Linked DNA regions of Homo sapiens: region 1 is linked to region 2. Evidence: chromatin loops called from intact Hi-C (ENCODE). Cell type or tissue: CD14-positive monocyte. All regions are shown on one strand. Links, peaks and the distances in the headings refer to the core of each region. The heading gives the core; the rest is flanking DNA.

Region 1 (9,503 bases), core at 654-8,653, 110 kb before region 2:
ACTCCCTGTTGCAAATGAAGTCAGTTCCTTTGGGAAGAAATTAGGAGCTGTTTTATGGTTTGTTTTTCTCCACAGGTAAAAATCTCAGAGTTAGGGCTCTGGAGCTGGGGTTGGGGACAACAGCAAACTTCTCTGAGTGACGCTCCCACTCTAGGAACTGAGAGTTTGGTGGATGGAGAGCGGGGGAGGACAGCAGCCTGGGGTCCTCTCAGCTTGCCTCTCCTAGCAGCAAAAGACAGTGAAACCACTGTCTTAATACCCAAGGCAAGAGTGATCTGGGTCCTAGTATTCTCGGCATACCTGATCAAGTTCCACAAGTGGGGGCTGAGTAGAAGAAGGGGCCCCCATCTCTTAACTGCACTTCTCCAGGACTCAGCAATAGGCAGCTCGGGGCAGAATGAGAATTGCTGATGTCCAAATCCTCCTGGGAAGAAAGCTGCTATTCAGATGCTGGAGAGAATTGAGGAGAAGTGACAAATAAAAATTACAGGAGACCATTGTTTTCGAATAAACTTCTGCACTAGGCACCAACAGACCAAACTAAATATCAAAATGGAGTCACTCATGCTAAAGTTCCAAAGCGAAAACTAGGTTGTTATCTGACCTGAGAAATCAGGAGAAAGAGATAACAGCCAATTTCCCAAACAGCCCAGTCTAAAATCTTTAACTGGCACAATGATGAAGTTCCCTCTGCTTTAATCCTTACTAAAAAAGGTAGCCCGAAGTAACCTGATGTTAACTGGTTAATTTTCTATTGTTCTGTTTAAAAGTAACCAATACACTGTTCAGACTTCTTAAGCCCTTCTGTCCATAAGCCAAACTCTTCTGCTCAACTTACTGGAACACTTATTCTATGAAATGAAATGTTGTCCGATTCTAGAATCGCAAATAAAGCCAACTGGGATCATCAAACTAAACTTGCAATTTTGTCTTTTGACAGAAGGAAGCCCTGCGTTCTTGGCTGCAGTAGCCTGGACGGGAATTTCCACCTTGCTGACCAGACTTTGTTTCTTACCGAATTTGCACAGATGTTCTTGAATAATGTTCCTTCATTTTCTGCTTACTCTTAGGACGATTTCCAGAGACTTTAAATGACTGGGTTTTGTTTTCTTTAATAGTTTTCACTTGTTTCAGCAAGCAAGGCAGGTCAGCAGAGCTCCTCACACCTTGACGGCAGAAGTTGATCTCTCTCTCACATGAAGGCGTAAGGAAGCACTGTGCTAGAGCTCTATATATGCGATCTCATTTAATCTTCACAACTATAATACAAATATTCTAGATCTTACCTTATACAGACCTGGAACCTGTGCACCAGAATCATCTAGTAATTTGCTCTAAGTAAAAGGGCAAATAGGTGACAGAGATCTGATTCAAACCTAGGTCTAAATACATCCAAAGCCCAGGTTTTCTTGACTAAGCCCCTTTCATCTTTTTTACACAGACATTTTTAAAAATCAGAGCTCATGAGACAGTTCTATCCCTGTGCAGTCTCAATAATTTCTTTAGGTAATACACTATTTTCTTCCACATCTGGATCTTTTATAATAATATTACTTAATAGTATCAATAATAACATTTCAAATTCTATTGTTATATATTACATAATATGTGTTACAATATATAATTATAGGTTGGTGCAAAAGTAATTGCGGTTTTTGCCATTACTTTCAATGACAAAAGCCACAATTACTTTTTCACCAACCTAAAATATTTTGTTTTTAAAATAACATTATCAGAAGTGGTATTCTGTTTGTTCATCCCTTGAGGTACATTCACATGAAGTCCAGGACCAAGAAACGGATCTCTCTAATACTGCTTCCTGCTGGGTGCAGTAGCTCATGCCTATAATCCCAACACTTTGGGAGGCCAAGGCAGGAGGATTGCTACAGCCCAGGAGTTCACAACCAGCCTGGGCAACATAATGAGACCTAATCGCTATAAAAATTTAAAAATTAGCCTGGCATGGTGGTGTATACCTACAGTCCCAGCTACTCAGGAAGCTAAGGCAGGAGGATTACTTGAGCCCAGGAAGCTGGGGGTGCACTGAGCTGTGATCCCGTTACTGCACTTCACCTGGTCAACAGAGCCAAGACCCTAGCTCAAAAAAGAATAAATAAATAAATAAATAAATAAATAAATAAATAAATAAATAAAATCTGCTTTCTTAAAGAGTAAGGTAGATTGATGTGCCCTGTGTTTGGGTCTTTTTTTATTACAAACATTAAGATGACATGATCTTTTTTCTCCCCAAATTACCATTGTTTCCCCACCAATAAATGTCGTTCTATGAAATAAAATACCTAACAGGCAGCTCAAGGATTTGGGAGATGTTTGACTTTTTATAGAATAAAACTTGTAAAAAGGTATCTTCCAGCCTGAACAATATAGTGAGACCCCCGTCTCTACTAAAAATTTAAAAATTAGCCAGGTATGCTAGTGCACAGCTATAGTATCAGCTACTCAGATGGCTGAGGCAGGAGGATCACTTGAGCCCAGGAGTTCGAGGCTGCAGTGAGCTAGGATTGCACCACTGCATTCCAGCCAGGGCAGCAGAGCAATACCTTGTCCAAAGAAAAAACCTTATCTAGATAATGAAAGTTTTCTATTTGCCTTTGTATACATTTGTGATCTTAATTAAGGCAGGTTTATCATAACATGTGCCTGGAATGTCAGACCATAGTATAGTCTCCCAATAACATGACTGCTATTTCTCTCTCTCCAAATATTCTCTCTTGTGCTTTCATTTTCTGGTTCATAAATTTCCATATAACCATGCCCTCCAGGAAGATTTCCCTGATCTCCAAGAGTTAACCAAACTGCCATCTGCACTACTGTTCTCTACTATACAGAGTTTTACAGTTTCCATTCTCATCTTCAAAGTAATATGTTGATTTCCCTGTCTGTTTTCCACCAGATTTCTCCACGGAAAGGAAAACCAGTGTCTTAATTGAGTCAGCATCTCCAAGGCACATGATTGGCATATAATTATCATACATAGTGAAGGCCTACTATACCTTCTTGACAAACAATGCTATCCTTCAAATCTTGTAATGCTTTCATTTCTTTAAAATAAAGTATCCCCTCCCATACTATATTGAGTATAAATTTCTATCACCATTAGCTTTGACATTAACTAATCACATATACAAAGCCAATTAAATATAAAATTAAGAAATAATGATACCTCTTTTAAAAAGGACTAGCACTTACCCTAAAGATACTTTGACACACAAAAAAACACTAGATCGCTAGGGAAACTTTAAAAACACAAACACACACACACACACATCCATGCAGCCACAACTGACTAGTCATTAATAAGAAGATTCATTTTAAAAGTGATTCTATGCTTTTAAATACATTTTATCGTGCAGGAAGGAGCAAATGTTTAAAATAAAAATTAAAAAATTTTAAACTAGCAAGTGTTCATATTGATAAATTTTTTTTAAAATGAGGAAATTAGACAAATAAAGTATATAAAGAAACTTTTCTCTGTAGTTAGTTGCCAAAAGAAAAAATAAAAGACACATCAATTTAGATTTGGAAGTTTACCCTTTAACTCTACTTGGCTCCATTTATCACTGTTAGAAAAAAAATCGTTTTGTCAGTTTTTAGCATCTTAAAAATCAGATTTGTCAGTAACAAAGTCTCTTGCTTATTTCTGACATTGTGCTAAAGCTAAGTGTGAGAGGAAAATATAGCTACTGAAGGCAGAACCCCCAAAATTACAAGAATTACTGAGGGGAACTGTGAACACATGGTAAATAATATAGTTACATGTTATATTTAAACAAAGTTTAAGGAACGCACTCGGGTGAGATTATGTGCTCTAAGTGGCTCTTTCTGACACAACAGAGGCCCACACACTTGTGTGAGTTCTGTCGCACTTGGTAACCTCAATTAAAACCTGCAAACAGGAAAGACCCTAAGTCCCACGTTCAGAAAGGATGCTTGTTTTTGGAGATCTTTAATCTCAACTGTCAGCGCCTGACTGAAATAAACAAAACACCTTTGCTAAGGAAACAAATGTGTTAAAGGGATTTTACTAGATTAATCAAAACAAATTAAAATGCCTTTGTTGATAGAAAATGGCAGGATTGAAGAACAGCATCAAGTGACTGCTGCTCAAGTGACAAAGGCACTGAACAGCTATTTTAGGTTTGCCATAGTGTGCTCAATAGCTGTTTAAAGAATGCAATAAATGTACTTACCAAATATTTCCCCTCCACTAGCATATTCTGTCACCAGATAAATCATCCGTTCTGTCTCCATAACCTGGTGCAAAGGCAGGAAAGTGACAGACAGTGACACAAATGACAGGCTGATACAGGAAGATAAACTAATGACTCCTCTTTTCTCATTTGAAATATTAATAACCACTATAGATTAAAGAAAATTTAAAACATTTTTGGGGAAACAAATATAAATGTTATTAAGAAGAAAGGGAAAATTAGATATTCCTCCAAGTTCTTAAAAGTAGGAAACATTTATTGCTTGAGAGAGATAGGCTTTTTGATGTTCCATGAGGTCTCTGCAATCTCTTAAGCTCCATAAAACTGAGAGGCAAAGAAGTTGTCAAGAACCAAAACTTAAACTTCAGATTCAACATCAATCATCTGAAGCACAAAAATGCCCTATCAAATCAAAAAAAAAAAAACTAAAGCAAAAAGAAGCCTTTGGGGAAAATAATGGGAGTCACATAAGAACGCCACAGAAATCACATATGTCTTTCTTTTTTTTATAGAAATGACAACTTTCCTTTCCACTGCCCATTTATTTGAAAAAAAGAGAACAGTAATTTAAAATACTCAACCTTTTAAAGTAACGTAAGTGATTTGTGTTTTGTCTTGGTCCCTTTGTTGCTCCTTTTTAAAATTCATTGTAGTATGTTGTCAGTCCTTTCTTCCTTTTTACATTTTCCATCAAACATTTTTAAAAGTAATAATGATTACATACACTCATTATAAAACAAAAGACCAAAGGCTTTCCTCTTCCCAATCTCCTCCATCTCAATCCCCAGAGGAACACTGTTCTCTGCTTATTGTATATCTTTCTACAACAGTGCTGTCCAATAGAAATATAATATGAACTGCATATATTATTTTAACTTTTCTAGTAGCCACATTTAAAAAGGAAAAAGGAAAAGGTGAAGATAATTCTAATACTACTTTTTATTTACCCCAATATATCCAAAATACTATCATTTCAACAATTCTTTTTAAAATTATTTTTAGTTTTACACTTAAATTAATTAAAACTAAATACAATTAAAAATTCAGTTCCGGCCAGGCGCAGTGGCTCACGCCTGTAATCCCAGCACTTTGGGAGGCCGAGGTGGGTGGATCACTTGAGATTAGGAGTTCGAGACCAGCCTGGCCAACACAGTGAAACCCCGTTTCTACTAAAAATACAAAAATTAGCTGGGCGTGGTGGCACATGCCTGTGATCCCAGCTACTTGGAAGGCTGAGGCAGTAGAATCACTTGAACCCAGGAGGCGCAGGCTGCAGTGAGCAGAGATCATGCCACTGCACTCCAGCCCGGGCAACAGAGTGAGACTTCGTCTCAAAAATAAATAAATAAATAAATAAATAAAATTTAAAAAACCCAGCTGCCAGAAAGCAAAATTAAAGCTTGAAAGAAGGCACTGCTCAAAGCTAGCACTGGACCTGTGGAAATCCTCATAGGCTAATCTTGGGTAAGACAGGCAAACTTGCAGAATTCAGTTACAAGGGTAATAGCTATAAGTCAACCTCTTGAGAAAGGTCAGCCTAAGCCCCACAATTATTTAAAGATGATTTATTTTAAAAGGTAAGGTCAAGAAATTTATTCAGCCCATCAGGATAGGAAGGAAGCTGAGGTTAGACACCTGTGAGCTCACAGATATAGGTCTTCAGGCAGCACCAGGAAGCTTTCATAAGTTTGCTTGTGGGGCAGAAGGTAGGCGTTGTTCAACATAATTTAGGCTGATAAATTTCAACAGGTCTGCTCCTGTTGACCTAATTTCATTATGTGAGCAGCTGATGCCAGGGAAGAGCTCTAACGCTGTAGTTTTAACCACACATGTTAATATCACAACATGTTTTCTTTTCCATAAAACTAAGAGGCTACGAAAGCTTGCCCATAGAGCCTTGGGTGTACTTTCTCCACTTTTACACATGGTCCTATGTCTGGGCCAGTAACCATTTACTGCAGACTAACAGCAGCAAAATAACCAAGTGGGTGGCCACGTCCTTCAGAACTAAGAGATGGCTGTTCTGGCAGAAAGCAGCAAGTAGAGTTGGGCCTATGCAGAGGCAAAGTTCTCGGCTGCCAACACATTGCAATTTGAGAAGCATCCCGAAGCCCCACCTCTCCCAAAATATCTCTTTCACCAGCCTGCTAAGGCAAGGTCCTCTCCTCCTATCCCGCTTGAAATTCCAGCCATCAGATTTACTGCTTTTGTAGTTATGCTAGGGAATCATTTTGATGATGGCATGAAATATGCATGTTTCTTGGGAAGACCAAAAAAAAAAAAAACTAAAATAGAAATCTCTCCTATTGGAGAGATCTGGTCACTTGATCTGGTCTCTTGATTATCAAAATAATTACTACCTTGGAAAACTAAGTCTACAATCCTATTAGAATAGAAAAGAGGTAGGTTTTGATTGATCCAAGAAGCAGTCCTTTGCCATAACAATTTATAACATGATCACAGAAACTAGTATTCAAATAATGCTATTAAAAAAATGTTATATTCATCTCTAACTTTTCACCTCTCTAAATTCTCTTCTTTTTGAGTTTCCCATCCTGTGTTAGAACTCTGAACTAAATAAAATAAATTCTCATCATCTTCTGAATTAACATTTTGTGTAGTTGTTGCTAAGAATGGCATCAAATTTTAAAGAACAAATTAAAAAGACCTACCTGGGTAAGGAAAACGTACTAGTAAATGGCCAGGGGAAACTTGAGGATACTAAGTGCTGAGCGCGTAAACAGAAGGGTAGGAAAGATAGCAGGATTAACATAGAAACAAAAAAAGTCACAGATGTTCACCCACCCACATTTCTTCAAAGGGAGCCATACATACAATATTCTGGGTTCTTTGCAGCTATCTGCTATACACTAATGATCCTACCTGGTAGAGCCTGATGATATGGGGGTGGCAAAGCATCTTCATAATTTGAACTTCCCGGAAAATCTTCTTCAAGTTTTCTTCATCCAGCTGGGTCTTATCTATGATCTTGATAGCAACCTGACAACAGAGGGAAAAAAATTACTCTGATGCATTATTAAAAGCAGTTTACTAAGAAAAATTAGGTTCACTTTAAAACATTACGTTCCATAAAATATAAGCTGCCAGTATTCTGTTTACAGAATGTCAATGAGGAAAATTAATTTACTCTTTTTAAAAAGATAGGAAATGGATTCCTAGCAAGTTGGTCTCAAAGGAACAGACTCCAAAAGCTAATGGGTCTTCTGCCATTTCTTCAATTGCTTATACGGTAAAATCCTATGAAAAAATACTTTATTACTCCATAGATGTCGTTACGGTCTGGGTCAAATCATGTTTCAGTGCAGAGTGGTATACAGGGTCTCTCATTAAGACAAGAAGCTTTAAATAAAATAAAAAATTTTTAAAAAGGCAAGAAGCTTGTATCATAAATACATGGTGTCTTACTAAGGTTCTATGAGAACTTTCACAGGGGCTTTACACATCTCACCAGATGCTTGTAGAACTCAATAATAATAATAATAGTAGCAGTGATGGTGGTGGCAGCAGCAGTAGCAGCATCTACCATATACGAAATGTTTACTATGGGCCAGGCATAACTCTTAGTGGTTTGGAAGTACTAACTCATTTAAACCTCCTAACACCCACCTTATCATTAACCTTGCTTTAGAAATACAGAAACTGAGGCACACAGAGATTAAGTAATTAACCCAAGATTAAGTAATTTACACCTAGTATGTGGCAGGTGCAGGATTGAAGCCTAGGTAGCTTGGCTTTAGAATCAAATTCTTAATAAGAATGTTATAAGAATCTGAAGATCTTTCTTTAGCATACATGCACTGCATCATAAAACATATCTTTCCAATGTGCCCCCTTTTAATAAGATACTCATCAGCAAATACATTTTAATGAAGAATGAACGATGAAGGACTTTTAAAAATTTACTAAATCTAAACTTCCTCAGTGAAATACTTAAAATATTTGTGTTGCTCCAAAATATGTCTATATCTCAGTTTCAATTATGTAATCAGTATGGAAGCAATACTGGTTAGATGAAGAACCTAGACTAGTCAAACTCTAGTCCTCTCCAAATCTTAACATTCTAAGATTCTATGCACCAGAGAGGTAAAGGGAACATATACAGTACTTACTGAGGAAAAAATCAGGAAAACAAAATTACAAAAGTAAAAATGTTTAGCTCAGAGAAATAAAGACTGTTTGGAGCCATACGTGGCAGATTATTCAGATGTATAAATGGCTGGCATAAAAGTAACTTTATCTGAAGCTGTTTCAGGTGTTAAAATGAGGACCCACGGGAGAAAGGCACAGGGAGATAAATTTCAGCTGTACTCAAAGAGCATTCAAGCCATGCCTAACGAGGGAGTGTGATGAAAGGAGCTGGGTGTGGCTGGAGCTACAAGGATTAATCAGACACAGCCTAAACTTCAAGGAGATCACAGTCTAAAAAGGAAAAAAGATGTGTGGAACTGAAAACAATGCAGCATTGGAAGTACAAGCAATGGAGCTATGTACCAGGTATAACAACAGACAGAGGATGGTGAATGACCTTCACCTACAGGAGAAGAGGTAGAAAAAGTCTGGGAAAGACTTGACAAAGAAAGCAGAATTTCACTACAGAGAGAACTGGGATAGGCAGAGAAGAAGGTAGAGAATTTAATGAGGATCTCACCAGCTGCTTGGTTTCCTGTAAGAAGTCTTGGATAATATAACCCTTGACCACCTGCATTTCTACTTCTCCTCATTACTGCACCAGATCACATACAAGACCTTAACTCCACAACTGGTCTAGCATCTGCTCCTGCTTCTCTCAGGACAGCTCCCAAAACAACAACAAAAAAAATCATGGTACACAATGTCTCTTCCTAGAACAAATAGCTTGGTCTTAATAGTCATTATTAATAAAATCTTACATGTGAATGGCACCTTGTAATGTACAGAATGCTTTCATAAATATAACAAGCTTAGAAACTTGCAGATATATCCCCATAGCAGAGCTGCCAAACAGCTGTAATCCCAGCACTTTCGGAGGCCAAGGAGGGCAGACTGATTGAGTCCAGGAGTTCAAGACCAGCATGGGCAATATGGTGAAACCCCATCTCTACTAAAAAACTTTTTAAAAATTAGCCGAGCATGGTAGCATGTGTCTGTAGTCCCAGCTACTCAGGAGGCTGAGGTGGAAGGACAGTTTGATCCCGGGAGCTGAAGTTGCAGTGAGCTATGATCGTGCCAGCAACAGAATGAGACCCTGTCTCAAAAGAAAAAAAAAGAACT
Region 2 (9,503 bases), core at 746-8,745:
AGGACTTCCCTGAATAGCCATTCCTGACAAAAGCTCTTAGAGAGACAAAGAAAGAAGCTTTCTTAACTTGATGATTATTTGTCACAACCAGACAGCAAGCAACATATTTAATGGTAAAAAACTAAAGGCATAAACAAGCCACAGGCTAGAAGAAAATCTTTGCAAAATACCTATCTGGTGAAGCACTGGTATCCAAAATATACAAAGAACTCTTAAAACTCAACAATAAGAAAACAAACATCCCAATTTTAAAATGGGCAAAAGATATGATCAGATACCTCACCGATATATACAGATGGCAAATAGTGTATGAAAAGATGCTAAACATCATATGTTACTAGGCTACTGCAAATTAAAACAACAACGAGACACCACATACCTATTAGAATGGCTAAAATTCAAAGCAGTGACAACATCAAATGCTGGTAAGGATATAGAACAACAGGAACTCTCATTTACTGCTGGTGGGAAAGCAAAATAGTACAGCCACTTTGTAAGACAGTTTGGCAGTTTCTAGAAAACTAAACATTCTCTTACTATATGATCACGCAGTTCTGTCTTTGGTATTTAGCCAAATGAGCTGAAAACATATATCCACACAAAACCTGCAGACAGATGTTTATAGCAGCTTTATTCATAGTTGAAAAAAGTTGAAAGCAACCAACAAGTTCCTTAATAGGTGAATGGGTAAATAAACAGTGGAAATCCAGACAATGGAATATTAGTGCTAAAAACAATGAGCTATCAAACCATGAAAAAACTTGGAGGAAACCTAAATGCACTTTACTAAGTGAAAAAAAGTCAATCTGAAAAGGCTACATGCAATAATGCCATTCTGGTAACATCAAAACTATGGAGACAGTAAAAAGATCAGTGATTGGCCAGGCGAGGTGGCTCATGCCTGTAATCCCAGCACTTTGAGAGGCCGAGGCAGGCGGATCACCTGAGATCAGGAGTTCGAGACCAACCTGGCCAACATGGTGAAACCCCATCTCTACTAAAAATATAAAAATTAGCCAGGCGTGGTGGCGCATGCCTGTAATCCCAGCTACTCGGGAGGCTGAGGGAGGAGAATCGCTTGAACCCGAGAGGCAGAGTTTGCAGTGAGCCGAGAGCATGCCATTGCACTCCAGCCTGGATGACAAGAGCAAAACTCCATCTCAAAAAAAAAAAAAAAAATCAGTGATTGCCAGGGACTGAGGAGAGGAAGGGATGAATAGGTACAGCACAGGGAATTCTTAGGGTAGTGAAATTATTCTGTATGATACTGTAATAATGGATATGCAACATTACAAATTTGTGAAAACTCTTACAAATGTGCAACACAAACTATGGATTCTAATGTAAACTATGAATTTTAGTTAATGTACCAATATTGCTCATCAATTGTAGCAAATGTACCACACTAATGCAAGATGTTAATATCAGGGAAAATCGTGAGGACAGGCAGAGATAATGGGATATGTGGGATTTCTCCGTACTTTCTGCTCAACTTTTCTGTAAACTCTAAACTTCTCAACATAAAGCCTGGCCAGATGCTGTGGCTCACACCTGTAATATCAGAACTTTTGGAGGCTGAGGTGAAGGGATCGCTTGAGGCCAGGAGTTTGAGACCAGGCAGGGCTAACACAGTAAGACCTCGTCTCTATCAAAAATTAAAAATTAGTTGGGCATGGTGGCACACACCGGTAGTCCCAGCTACTCAGGAGGCTGAGGCAGGAAGATGGCTTGAGCCCAGAAGTTCAGGGCTGTGGTAAGCTGCGATCATACCACTGCACTCCTGGGCAACAGAGCAAGACCCCATCTCAAAAAATAGATAAAATAAAGCCTATTCATTAAAAAAAAAATTTTAAGGTATTACCATTTGAGTCACACAAGAGAAGATAATGTCTGTTGTGTGTGTGTGTGAGCGAACACGCATGTGGTAAAGCAATATATTCGAGAGGTTCAGAGTGCAAACTCTGCTTGGGCTCAGTCTGGCTCTTCCACTTAATGGTTGCGTCACTTTGGGTAAGTTATAAACTTCTCTAAGTGTCAGTTTCTTCACTGGCAAATTGGGGATAATAATCATCATGGAGTTTTAAAGATTAAACGAGTTCACAGATGTAAAAGCACTGACCAGAACAAATTAAGTACTCAATAAATCTTAGTTCCCTGTAACTCAACATAAGGTCTATGAACCCATAAGTCAACATTACCTGGGAGCTTGTCAAAATGCAGACTCTCAGGCCACTCCAGCCCTACTGAGTCTTCATTTTAATAAGATCCTCAGGTAATTGCTGTGCATATTTAAGTTGAAAAGCACTGTATTCGCTGGTATGATTATTATCAATCATAAGCTATTCTTTGAAAATGTCAATAAATAAGCAGAAATATTAGAAGAGTCCAAATTATTATTTGCTGATGATACGTTACAAAAAAAGAGAATCAATTATAATAGTTAATGAAATTTTGAAACATATTCTAAAGATACAGTAATTAAAACAAAGTATAGGCACATAAATAAATAAAGAGTGTATGTTAATATGACCGTTTCAAATAAGTGAGTAAATGATAAACTGATAGGGCAATTGGGTATAGATTTTTTTTTTTTAAATAAAAAAGTCAAGCCAGGCACAGTGGTTCACGCCTGTAATCCCAGCACTTTGGGAGGCGTAGGTAGGCAGATCATTTGAGGTCAGGAGTTCAAGACCAGCCTGGCCAACATGGTGAAACCCCATCTCTACTAAAAATACAAAAATTAGCCAGGCGTGAACTCCACTGTGCCCGGCCTGCTAATGTTATATTTTCAGTAGGAAATAGGCTAATATTTCAGCAGGCTAATATTTTCAGTAGGAATTACAAGCTTTCTGATTTTCCCTCGAAAATTACTTAACCCTTTGGAAATATATTCTCACGTTATCCAAATTTTCCTAAGAATTCTTAAAGTAAAAATATGTCAAATTTTGTCCTCCCCAAATGGGCCACAACGTGCATTTCCATTGGCCCTCTGATCAAACCTAGTTCCAGTTTAGTTTCAACAATGAACCATCTAAGCCAGGCAAGAAATTTAACAACATAACACCAAATATCGGCCCAAAATGGAACCCATAGGTCCAAAATATGCCTAATAGTAACAGACAGCAATTGTTTAAAAGTAATTGCAAAGAAATACAGTAAGTCCAAATTCACTTTAGTTTCAATTCTGAATCATTTCTCAATCTCTAAACTGGAAAAAAAAAATTTAGCCATTTGTCACCTCTGACTAAATACAGGCTAAATGCAGGCTTCAGTCCCCAAATCACTAAGTGTGGAAAAAGTGCATGCCTTCAAGAAAAGTGCCAACGGGAGGATTTTCCCAGAAAGAGTGGTTCACATACACAGTAGGAAAATCTTGTATAGGTAACTTGGCTACCAATTTAATTCCCTCAACCAATTTGGAAACTAATGGAAGTAAATGACTAAGAACTAAAATACATCAGACAGCATGGAAAAAAACATACGTATTAAAAGCACACAATGTGATTTAAGTTTGTTTTTAATTGCCTTTTGCTGAAGTTGGAATATTAAATTCTTTTGCTGCAGATAAATCAGAAATCAGCTTTACTGGTTTCCTATAATGTTGCACTTAGAAATGTTCAGCTGCTATAATGAATTACATGACTACTTAAAGGGGTTTCTTACTCCTTGTACAATATTTAAAAGAATGTATTACATGTATATCTGCCTTATACTAACTAATCTTCATATCATTGGGTCTAAATTATTAAAGTGATATAAACTACCAGTTATTGGAATTAAACACCCTCCCCTTTCTCTAAAACTGTTAGCTTCAATGAGTACCCACGTCTCAGAAGCTATGACCATAACTACACTGAAACCATAAATTAGTGAGATTGGAATTCCCCCACAAAGGAGGGGGAAGATTCAATACCTTTTCTCATAGCTGTAGCAGGCAATACTCTCTTGGTTTCTCAGAACCACTAAGTACGGCAGTCTCCTCTGCCCAATGTAAAGTCAGCTGCCAGGCTATCTGTAACCAAACCGTAGAACCTAGTTTCCCTTTCTGAAAAGGTAAATAATCCTTCTGGCCTGATTTACCAATAAAGATGTGAGTAAAAAGAAATTATCAAGGAGAGCATACCCAGGCTTTAACTTCTTAATGAAGTTTCTTTTTTTTTTTTTTTTTTAGATGGAATCTCACCCTGTTGCCCAGGCTGGAGTGTAATGGCATGATCTCGGCTCACTGCAACCTCTGTCTCCCGGGCCTCAGCCTCCCAAGTAGCTGGAATTACAGGCATCCACCACTACGCCTGGCTAATTTTTTGTATTTTTAGTAGAGACGGGGTTTCACCTTGGCCAGGCTGTTCTCGAACTCCTGATCTCAAGTGATTCGCCCCACTTCAGCTTCCCAAAGCTAGGATTACAGGCATGAGCCACCACGCCTGGCCTGAAGTTTCTTAAGATTCCCCATCTTATAAGAAAAAGACAAACCTTGTTGGTAATGTTAATACCAATAAGTACAAATTGCACGCTCCATATCTCATATTCAGTCAGAAAAAAAAAATTAGCCTTCAGGGACACTGATAACTTTATTATATGTTAATGAATACAGTATCAAAAACATCTGGAAAAAGTACCCCTGTTAAAGAGCACAGCATTAAGAATTCACAGAGGCTGCTCAGGATAAAGCCAGGTCAAAACTAAGGTCAACATCCTTCAGGGTTTTCAATGTCAGGGTCATTCATGTACTGAGACTTAAACTTGATCCTGAGTATAATTTGTCAGTAACTGCCAAGAATTTAAAAAAGGAAAAACAATAATTTAGAGTGCCTGTATTATCTAATTTATAGTAGACTTCATTAACACCAGAGAAACATCACAATTCCTATACCCCTACAACTTTTTAATTATCTCTTCAAGACATCTTAAATGAAAACAGCATATTACTTATTGCCTCTCACTCTTAACTCCTTTTTCTTTATTCTTTGAGATTGCTGACTCAAAGCCATCTTGGGCAATAAAGACTGGTTCAGCATTCTTCCAACTCATCTAAAAAACATTTTACATTTAGTGGCAGTTCAGTCTTTAACCACAGATCACATTTCTTTTCTACTGATAAGCACTGTCACAAATCAGAATTAACAATACAATTTTAGCATATTATCTTATCAGACTTCATAATTCTCCACTGCTGCCTAGATCTTGATTTTTCAACTCTTATACCTACAACGGCTGCTTTTTAAAAAGGCATCTTAAAACAGGTCTTTCATTTAAGTTCTTTCTACAGCAAAGGCAGGGTAATTAGTAGCTAAATGGCTTACAAATTGAGCTCTCTTCAAACACTAAAAATATTACCTAAACTAATATATCTGAACTGCACTTGACTTTTAATTGCTAAAATTCTCGTGTTAGATAAAACTCAGGAATTGATCCCATAGAAAGTAACTTTGTCGGCCAGGCGGTGGCTCACGCCTGTAATCCCAGCACTTTGGGAAGCCGAGGTGGGCAGATCACGAGGTCAGGAGTTCAAAACCAGCCCGGTCAGCATGGTGAAACCCCATCTCCACTAAAAATACAAAAAATTAGCTGGGCAAGGTGGCACACGCCTGTAGTCCCAGCTACTCGGGAGGCTGAGGCAGAAGAACTGCTTGAACCCAGCAGGCAGAGGTTGCAGCGAGCTGAGATTGCACCACTGCACTCCAGCCTGGGTGACACAGGGAGACTCCATCTCAAAAATAATAATAATAATAATAATAACAATAATAATAATAATAATTTCGTCTCTAGTGATTCTTACCCAACATAAAATGAGACGTAGCTTGGTTTCTTCCCTTGTTCTGATAAACCCCAAACTACTTTATTATTTTAAAAAATGAAAGAACAAGTGAAGACTGGATATTAAATTTTAATTATAAACTATTTTAAACAGTAAAATTAAAAGTCCATTAGTCTATTAGAATAATCACAGTAAATACATCATGTTAATAAAAGAAATGAATTTTTCATTTTTTTTACAGCAAATCAGACAACTCAATAACTTTTGAAAACAATCCATGAAAACGAATGTTAAACCTGGCACTGTATTTCATTTGAGGGCATGGAAACTTTACAGTGACTTAAGACAAAATATTCTATACAGCGGAGTTGATCAAAATAAATGCTTTTTAAACACAAATTTAGTATCTTCAATATCTTCAAATTTAAAAATAACTTTCATAAATTGATTTTTTTTTTTTTTTGACACAGAGTCTCACACTGTTGGAGTGTAGTGGCACGATCTCAGCTCACTGCAACCACTACCTCCAGGATTCAAGCAATTCATCTGCCTCAGCCACCCTAGTAGCTGGTATTACAGGCATGCACCACCACACCTGGCTAATTTTTGTATTTTCAGTAGAGACAGGGCTTCACTCTGTTGGCCAGGCTGGTCTCGAACTCCTGGCCCCAAGTGATCTGCCCACCTCAGTCTCCCAAAGTGCTGCACAATTACAGGTGTGAGCCGCCAAACCTGGCCCATAAATTGATTTTAATGAAGTTTATTCCCTGAGCCAATATTTCTTTATTTATTTTTACTCCTATCAATCTAAAATTCCTGGTGTCTTATGCCAAGGAATCCGGTCTTCACTAGAATACTTTATTTTTCTTTTCTTTTCTTCTTTTTTTTTTTTTTGAGATGGAGTTTTGCTCTGTCACCCAGGCTGGAGTGCAGTGGTGTGACCTCAGCTCACTGCAACCTCCGCCTCCGGATTCAAGTGATTCTCCTGCCTCAGCCTCCTGAGTAGCTGGGATTACAGGCACACGCCACCATGTCTGGCTAATTTTTGTATTTTCATAGAGATGAGGTTTCACCATGTTGGTCAGGCTGGTCTCAAACTCCTGACCTTAAGTGATCCACCCAACTCGGCCTCCCAAAGTACTGGGATTACAGGCGTGAGCCACCGCACCTGGCCTCTAAAAACTCTTGCTCTTCAAAAGACACTGCTGAAAGAATGAAAAAATAAGCCATGGAATCGGAAAAAAAAAAAATCTTTGCAAAGCGTAAAGCATTTATATAACACAGGACTTGTATCCAGGATATATAAAGAATTCTCAATATTCAACTATAAAGAAACAATCCTTTTTTTTTTTTTTTTGGAAAGACAGGGTCTTGCTCTGTCACTCAAGTTGGAGTGCAATGGCACCATCACAGCTCACTGCAGCCTTAAACAGCTAGGCTCAAGTGATCCCCCCACCTTAAACTCCTGAATAGCTGGGACTAAAGGCACATGCCAAGCACCCAGCTAATTCTTAAGTTTTTTGTAGAGACAGAGTGTCGCTTGTTGCCCAGGGTGGTCTCGAACTCCTGGCTTCAAGTGGTCCTCCCACTTTGGCCTCCCAAAGTGCTGGGATTACAGGCATGCATGAGCCACTGTGCCCGGTCAGCCCATTTCTTTTAATGAGCAAAAGATCTGAACAAATGCTTCACCAAAGAAGATACACAGCATGAAAATAAGTACATAAAAAGATACTCAATATCATTAGTCATTAGGGAAATGTAAATTAAAACCACAAGATACCATGACACAACTATTGGAACAACTAAAATTTAAGATATATCATTTTAGCAATGGTAAGGATTTAAAGCAACTAGAACTCTCCTATCTCATATATTGCTAAAGAGAATATAAAATGGTACGGCAACTTTGGAAGACAATTTGGCAGTTTCTTTAAAAGTTAAACATAAACCTACCAACCATATGACCCAGCCATTCCACTGTAAGGTATTTACCTAAGAGAAATGAAAACATACATCTACGCAAAGCTGTACATGAAGTTCATAACAGCCTTATTCATAAAAGCAAGAAAACCAGACACAATCCAAATGTTCATCAATAGGTGAATGAATAAACAAATCTTGTTACATCCATACAATGTAACACTACTCAGATTACCACTCAGCAATAAAAAACAACAAACTCTGATACAAACAACAATAAATGAATCTTAAAGAATGCTGATGAAAGAAGAGTACATCCTAGATGAGGCCATTTATATGAAATTCCAGAAAAAGCAAAACTAACCTATGGTGACAGCAAATCAGTGGTTTTCTGGAAGTGGAGGAGGATGAGAATGAATGCAAACAGTGCTACTGTAACTTTCTGCGAGACTGAATTGTTCTGTATCTTGATTGTATGGTTATTAAATGGGTGTGTATATTTGTCAAAATTCAAATTGTAAACTTAAAATGGTTCAATCTTATTGAATGTAAATTATGCCTCAATAAAGTTGATTAAAAATATCAAAATGTGGCCAGGCACGGTGGCTCATGCCTGTAATCCCAGCACTTTGAGAGGCCAAGGCGGGAGGATCACTTGAGGTCAGGAGTTCGAAACCAGCCAGGCCAACATGGTGAAACCCCATCTCTACTAAAAATACAAAAATTAGCTGGGCATGGTGACAGGCACCTGTAGTCCAAGCTACTGGGGAGGTTGAGGCAGAATCGCTTCAACCCGGGAGGCGGAGGCTGCAGTGAGCCGAGATCGCGCCACTGCACTCCAGCCTGGGCAACAGAACAAGACCCTGTCTCAAAAATAAATAAATAAATAATTTGTAAAAAATAAATATTAATTCTGGTCCCTGAATAACTTTTGGAACACTGTGGAAATAACAAATTTATGTTAAAAAGAATGTAAAGGCTACAAAGTCAAGTTATACTCTCTATGCAAAAGCCTGCAACTAAGAATACACAATATTATCATCAAACCAAATTAATAAATACTTAGGTAGCTTAAGGGTCAAAAATGGTTCCCCACACCCCAAAAATGGCTCCTTAAGGTCTATAAGATCAAGCCCAAATGTCTCAACTAAAAATTCATGTCCTTTATGAAATGACCCCATCCTACCCATCAAAAATATCTTCTGTTCCCCAATCCAAATTCATCTATTCTCCACCAAACATAGTATTTTCTCTCCCTGGAATGCTATCCCCATATTACTGTCAGCAATTCAACTTTCAATGTTGTTTAAAGATGATCCGAACATCCACTGGCCTAATAAAAAATGTCTTTGTGGTCTGGCATGATGGCTCATGCCTGTAAACCTAGCACTTTGCGAGGCCAAAGTAGGAGGGTCACTTGAGCCCAGGAGTTTGAAACCAGCCTGGGCAATATAGCGAGACCCTATCTCTAAAGTAATACAAAAATTAGCTGGACAGGTGGCGCATGCCTGTAGTCCCAGCTACTCAGGCAGCTGAGCCCAGGAGGCTGAGGCTGCAGCGAGCCCAAGCGGTTGAGGCCACAGTGAGCCATAAATGCACCACTGCACTCCAAACTGGGTGACAGAGTGAGACCCTGTTTCAAAAGAAAAGCCTTTGGTTATTCCTAACCCAAAATGTTCTTTCCTTTCTCTAGAATTTCTTATGTTTGGCCAGAACTATAAAATATGACATATAATTTTAAACCACATTTTCCTATTCTCTAATTATGTTTTGCTTTTTAAATCTTATTTCTTCACCTATAAGGAGGAAGAGCCTTAAAGATGGG

Evidence for each region. A loop is a pair of places that touch in the nucleus more often than their neighbours do. Peaks named below come from ENCODE experiments on the same cell type or tissue, not always from the same donor. Only the 100,000 strongest peaks of a DNase experiment are listed, where the experiment ranks them.
Region 1: it touches region 2 in a loop (2.0-fold over the local background); 1 of 110 quality-filtered maps calls a loop at or near these places.

Annotation. Positions count from the first base shown.
Region 1 is chr11:116,949,833-116,959,335 of GRCh38, forward strand. It overlaps SIK3 (SIK family kinase 3), which reads right to left. Exons shown (of 25, transcript NM_001366686.3): 2 at 7,116-7,232; 3 at 4,212-4,275. Among named protein-coding and RNA genes, the nearest start is that of APOA1, 120 kb to the left of the region's middle. In CD14-positive monocyte, for the core only: no CTCF peak of the experiment used is centred there; no DNase peak of the experiment used is centred there; H3K27ac peaks cover 1,012 bases.
Region 2 is chr11:117,059,436-117,068,938 of GRCh38, forward strand. The region is part of intron 1 of SIK3 (SIK family kinase 3); the gene reads right to left. Among named protein-coding and RNA genes, the nearest start is that of SIK3, 34 kb to the right of the region's middle. RefSeq lists enhancers at 3,804-3,913, 4,094-4,193 and a silencer at 4,975-5,175. In CD14-positive monocyte, for the core only: no CTCF peak of the experiment used is centred there; no DNase peak of the experiment used is centred there; H3K27ac peaks cover 565 bases.